Linked DNA regions of Mus musculus: region 2 is linked to region 1. A link is a loop called in an ENCODE intact Hi-C map of the cell type or tissue named here. Cell type or tissue: gastrocnemius. All regions are shown on one strand. Each heading gives the region's core, and the rest is flanking DNA. Links, peaks and the distances in the headings are about the cores only. Region 1 has its middle 42 kb from the start of Gm31542. Region 2 overlaps Pcbd2 (pterin 4 alpha carbinolamine dehydratase/dimerization cofactor of hepatocyte nuclear factor 1 alpha (TCF1) 2).

Region 1 (2,914 bases), core at 280-2,779:
GTGGGTGATGGGCCGGGTTTAGAAAGAATTTGAAGGAATTGATTGGGAGGGAGGGAGAGAGGAAGAAGGAGAAGGAGATGGGGAGATGGAAATACACATGTGTGCATGTATGCGCAAGTGCGCGCGCACACACACTCATTCTCAGAAGCCTGAAGAGAATGGATCCCCGGGTGCTAGAGTTATAGGCTGTTGCAAGCTGCCTGATGTGGGTGCTGGGACCAGAATTTGAGTTCTCTGCAAGAGCAATGCATGCTCTTAATCACTGAGTGGTCTGGCCAGCCCCTGCATGATTCTTTTCAGTAACTCGTCTCCTCTCTAGAGACATGTCATTCACAATTGACATAAGAGAGCTGCCTGGTGGGAAATGTGTCTGATGGTAGGAGCGTTCTGTAACCACTCTCACGATGGGATATGGAGCTGATTTCTGAGTCTGGCCTCGTGATGTCTAGTTTTAGATTGACTTGGTACAGGCTATAGTCAACTGAGAGGAGGGAACTTCAGTGAGAAAATGCCCTAGTAAATCAGACTGTAGGCAAGCCCGCAGGCATTTTATTAATCAGTGACTGCTGAGGTGTGTGTGTGGGGGTGCGCAGAATATTGTAGATAGGGCCACCCCTGGGCTGGTAGCCCTGGGTTCTATAAGAAAGCAGGCTGAGCAAGCTATAAGAAGCTTGTTTCTTGTGACCCCTAGACTGGGATCGGGAATTCCTGCCCAACTCTTGGCTGAATCAGCTCTTTATTAACCAATCAGAGGTGATGGAAGACAGTGTTTACAAAACACTGAGACTGGAAATGCTTGACCGTGCTGTCTAGTTGCTGACTGTAACTAAATGTCTGGGCAGAGAAATGAGCATTTGAATACATATCCCCCCAACAGCTCTTATGTGGGTGCTAGGGATTAAACCCCGGTATACAATAAGCATCGTATACCCACTAAAGCACCTCCCCGAGTCTGAACCTCTCCTTCCGCAACTCTACAGCAGGGACAAAAATATGCCTTCTAAGGGGTCATGAGCACTTAGAAAGATATCGGGCATGCAATTCTCATAGCTTTGGGGCCCACAGGCCTTCCTGTCTCTGCATAGGCAGCTAGAAGTGATTAGAAATCTGTCCATATTGTCTTCTGAAAGACTGACATCTGAAGGTCCTTGTCCTGAGTTTCAGTGGCACTCGGAGTCCTAGCAGCAATCCTGGACCACCCCATCTGCTGTTCCTTCTCTCTTGTGTATGCTTATTTCAGCTCTCTACTCTCTGTGAGCATGGGCCCTGCCTTCAACCAAGTCCTTTTCCAGATTGGTCCTTCTCCATGTTCTCTCCCAGGTTTATGCACCCAGAGGCACCCAGGATGGGCTGGCACACCAGACTTTCCTTAGAGTGCAGAGGGGCAGCAAAGGACCGTGGCAATGCTAAGAGCCAGCGTGTGGCTCACAGTTCAGCTTCTCAGTGCCAACAGCATCCCTTTTGTGTGCTAGGCACCACATTGGATTTTAATATCCAAAAATCTGTGTGAGGTGGGCACTCCCGAGATCTGTATCCTGGGTAAGAAACCAAGCCCCAGAGCCCACAGAGACTTTAGTTGTACAACTGCTAAGACCGGGACATTTGTCACCCCTGAGACCAGTTCTGGAAAGTCAGCTGGGCCGTAGGCCATGGGGGAAAGCTCTGATCTGGAAGGAGCCCCTCAGATCCCAGCCTTGCCCCCCAGGGCCTGGCAGGAAGCCCATCTGGGTGAGGAGGGACTAGGTGACAGGCAGATCCGAAATGTATAGGATTAAATATTTACATCAGGAAGGATAAGGGCTAAATGCCTCAGATGCAGCAAGCCAAGGGGGAGTGAGCATCGCTGTGGGGTGGCCCCCAAAGGGTGTCCTAAAGAAGGGTTTCTTTGGGAACAACAGAGCTCCTTAGGGGTGGGCTGGAGCAGAGACCTGGTGTAACTCCTACATGGGAACATGAGGTGGTCAGGTTATGTGGGAGACACCTACGTCTGTAGAATTAGGTCTGTTCTTCTGCAGCAGCTGCAATTAGCTGCAGGCGTGGGAAGACAAGAATTCCCATGGCCAAGGCCACTTCTGTACCTGGGGTGGCTTCCCTGGGTTCCTGCTGTCCAGGCATTTCTGCTTCCAGCAAGGGCAGCCCAAAGGCAGGTATGTCAAGTGGGATGCCAGAGTCCTCGGTGGAAGAGTAACTTGTCCTAGCCTCCTCCTCCTCTTGCTGCTCAGCCTAGTGGTCCAGCTAGCAAGGAAGTCCATTGCTGCTTCTCTCTGACGCAGACACCACCCACTGTCTGGAGTGAAGCCGCCTGCCTTTTCTTCCTAGAGCACTGGTTCTCAACACCCTTTGGGCGTCCTATATCCGATATCCTGCATATCCAATATTTACATGACGATTCACAACAGGCGCAAAATTACAGGTATGAAGTAGCAACAAAATAACTTTAGGGTTGGGGATCACCACGACATGAGGAACCATGTTAAAGAGTCTCAGAGATAGGCAGGTTGAGAGGCGCCATCTTAGAGCTATGACCAGTCAGCGAGGGCCTTGCATACCTCCCCGCCAAAGGAAGCTCAGCTCAGGAGTGGGAATATTCAAAGAATTTGGCCTTTTGAGTAGTTTAGCTTACCCTGCCATTAGCAGAAAATATTGACTGGAGGGGTGGATTCATTCTACATGTTTTAATTTTGAAAAGTATCTGTATTGTGAGCATATGTGTGTATCTTTGGATGATTTGTGCGTATGATTGCTGGTGCCCACAGAGACCAGCAGAGGGCAATGGATCCCCGAGAGCTGGAGTTCCTGGCAGCTGTCCTTAGATGGGGTGTTGGGAGCCAAAGGAGCATCCTCTGCTAGCAAGCATCCTCTGCTAGCGCAGTATGTGTTCTCAACTGCTGAGCCGGCTCTCCAGTTCCACTCT
Region 2 (2,914 bases), core at 124-2,623, 200 kb before region 1:
ACTGAAAGCAGACACGAGCGAGACCATGGCCTGCCTCTCTGTCCAGTTCCCATCTTCTTTTTAGTTGTCTGTCACAGTTGGAAGCAAATCTATGTCTATCCCCAAGATTCCATTTGATGTTCTGCTGGGGGGCAGGAACTCCGAAGTCACTGAAGAAGTCCCTTCCCAGCCATACAAAGTGCCCAGGCACTATATCTGTCCAGTGGCCCAAGGTATTTCTTTAGAAGGCTGGTTTTGAGAACAGAAATAAAGCTTTAGAAGAATTGATTATTTTTTAAAGTGGACGTTTATTTCCACACAACACAGAAATGGAGTAAATTTTAAAATAATCATTGCGATGCCCAGTAACTGCCTTTACCATGAGTTAATGTTGTATTACCTTAAGTAGTTTAGATGTTGGAAAATGACTATAATTTAAAGTTAAATAGATCAGCTTACAGTGCTGGATAGTCGCAGAGTATTTTGTGCGTGCATTGACTTATAAGGTAATATTTAGCTTGGTTCTTTCATAAATAACATCCCATGTTGGAAATGAAAACTGTGGTATTAACTGCATTTTTATTTAGAATTTTGTTTTAAGCCATGCAAAATTCTGTCATATAATTGGCTTTTAGGATTATTGTATATGAGCAAAGTATATATTTTCCTCTAATGAAATCCTTACTTGGAAAAAAATTGGCTGTCACAGTTGACTAAACAAATACATGCACACACACACACACACACACACACACACACACACTTATGTATAAGTCTGTATATATCCATGTTACAAAAGAAAATTTTCATTCATTCTATCCACACACATTTATTTGTCAAATACAGCCAGTATTCAGTAAATCATTAAAGATGAATTTTATTTAAGAAACGTTACTTTGTTCTCCTGAGACCGTACTACCAATGGAATATTGCAGTATTGTAGAGCTATAAAGAATTGTTTCTAGGGTAAATTTGAGGAAGAGGGAAAAAAGGAAGTTACAATACGTTGCCTACTTACCAATTAACTCTTACCTGCCAAAAAGCACATGAGACCCGCACAGCGGACATCCGCTAATCCAGTGGGTAGCCGTTCCGGGCTCTAATGCACACTGTTTTACACGCTAACGGTTTTGAAGTTCCAGGCCAGTGCTGACCTTTCACATGTGCCCCGCTCACAGTAGGATCTCCACTCATTGCTTCCTGTCACAACGGATTACAGTGACACAGCCCAGGACTCGCTTTGACTGCAATTAAGTTTTTGATCAGAATTATTTCGTTCACAAACAATCACATTTGTTAAAATGTTACATCTGTCTGAGAGCCGCTGGCAGCCTCCCTAGTTATCAGTGGGATGTGAGTGCAAGTCATTTGTCTTTCATAAAGCGGCAAGCAACCTTACCTATGTTATTTAATCCTCTTTCTTCTGCCGGTTTCTGCCTTTCATTTATTGGGGCTGGGAGGAAGCTGTGTCCTGATAGTGGTGCGAGGCAGTTTGGAGAGTTGGGGGGCTGTGAACAGGACTTATTTTTGGTGTAGAACAGAATTATCCAGCTGGGACCCAGGACACAATTACTGTTTCCAAAAATTGTCAGTGGCGATTCTGTTTCTGCGTGAGGAAATGTTTTAGCGTTGTGGATGTGGAGTGAGGGTTTGGTTCTTGGCCTGCCATGCCTTCCTCTCTGTGCCTCTGAAACACGGCCTTTCAGCCATTTTTGGACCCTGTGTTTCCAGTTCTCACACTGTGGCTGTGAGCTTGGGTACCGGAAGTGAGGCCAGCATCCCCTTGCTCAGGCTGTCCTAGCTGGAAGTGAGGCCAGCATTCCCTAGCTCAGGATCTCCTGGCTCCCTGTTTTCAGAACTGTCCTTTTCTTACTACAAAATGGCTGCAGAGACACAAGGAGCTTTCTCTGCCAACTCTGTTTTCTATCTGCCTGTGATGTGGGCTCAGCGGGCCTGTTCGCATTTCCCTGCACGTCACATTCCCTGCACAGGGTTCTAGAGAAAGTCTTTCCTTGGCAGCTTGTACCCTGCATGGGATCCTTTGGGGACTGAGTTAGGCTAAGAGTGTGACTCGGTCTTTGACTTGGTTTAGTGAGAACCGAGCCTGGGAGGCTGGCACGGAGGTGGTGACGGCAGAAGGGACAGAATGGAGTTGGAAGGCGATGAAGTCCGAAATACTTGAATGGTGTCTGAGAGCTTGAGAAATTTTAATTACTTTAAATATATATGTATACATTTAGAATACCATTAAAGGGATTTATTGCCAGGTTCTAAAATACTGTATTATAACCTAAACTGTTTCCCATTTGTTTTGACGTAGCTGGGCTCATTTATTACTAACTCATAAAGTTACAAGTGGCAAAAGAAAGCCATTGCACTCCCAAAATCTATTTAACTTTAATTTTTTAAGCGTTTTAATAAAGTAAGGCCTACTTTCCCATCCAAAATGTAGAAATTTTACTGGAATGAAATAGTGCAACCACTGGCTGCATTACAACGGCCTTCATTTTTCTTGTCGTCAGATTTCTGAGCAGATTTTTTTCTTAAGTCCGTTAGTGTAAAGAAAAAAAAATTTTTTTGACCATGTTTACTGTTTAAAGAAATGCTCAACAGTATTAAAATTTGAGAGAAAACTCCAACTGGAGACCGAGTATACCTGATTTTTATTAGATTTTATTTGTTGTTTGTGTGCATGTGTGTGCAACCGAGTGTTTGCATTCCTGCACACATGCCAGGGTGTATGTGTGGGGGCTGGAGAACAACTGTGGCAGTCAGTTACCCCTCCCACCTTGGGTCCTAGGGATCTAACTGAGGTCTTTGGGCTTGGTAGCAAGCACCTTTCCCCGATGAGCCGTCTCTCCATCACACCCCCGTGTCTCTTTTAACCTTAAAAATTTAACCTTAAAATGATGATTTAGCGATATCAGACTGGACC

What was found. Peaks named below come from ENCODE experiments on the same cell type or tissue, not always from the same donor. Only the 100,000 strongest peaks of a DNase experiment are listed, where the experiment ranks them.
Region 2: a loop joins it to region 1, with 2.4 times the contacts of the local background. A loop is called at or near these places in 4 of 42 quality-filtered maps.

Annotation. Positions count from the first base shown.
Region 1 is chr13:55,950,235-55,953,148 of GRCm38, forward strand. No RefSeq gene overlaps it. Among named protein-coding and RNA genes, the nearest start is that of Gm31542, 42 kb to the left of the region's middle. In gastrocnemius, for the core only: no CTCF peak of the experiment used is centred there; a DNase peak (open chromatin) is centred at 1,712.
Region 2 is chr13:55,753,462-55,756,375 of GRCm38, forward strand. The region is part of intron 2 of Pcbd2 (pterin 4 alpha carbinolamine dehydratase/dimerization cofactor of hepatocyte nuclear factor 1 alpha (TCF1) 2); the gene reads left to right. Among named protein-coding and RNA genes, the nearest start is that of Pcbd2, 28 kb to the left of the region's middle. In gastrocnemius, for the core only: no CTCF peak of the experiment used is centred there; no DNase peak of the experiment used is centred there.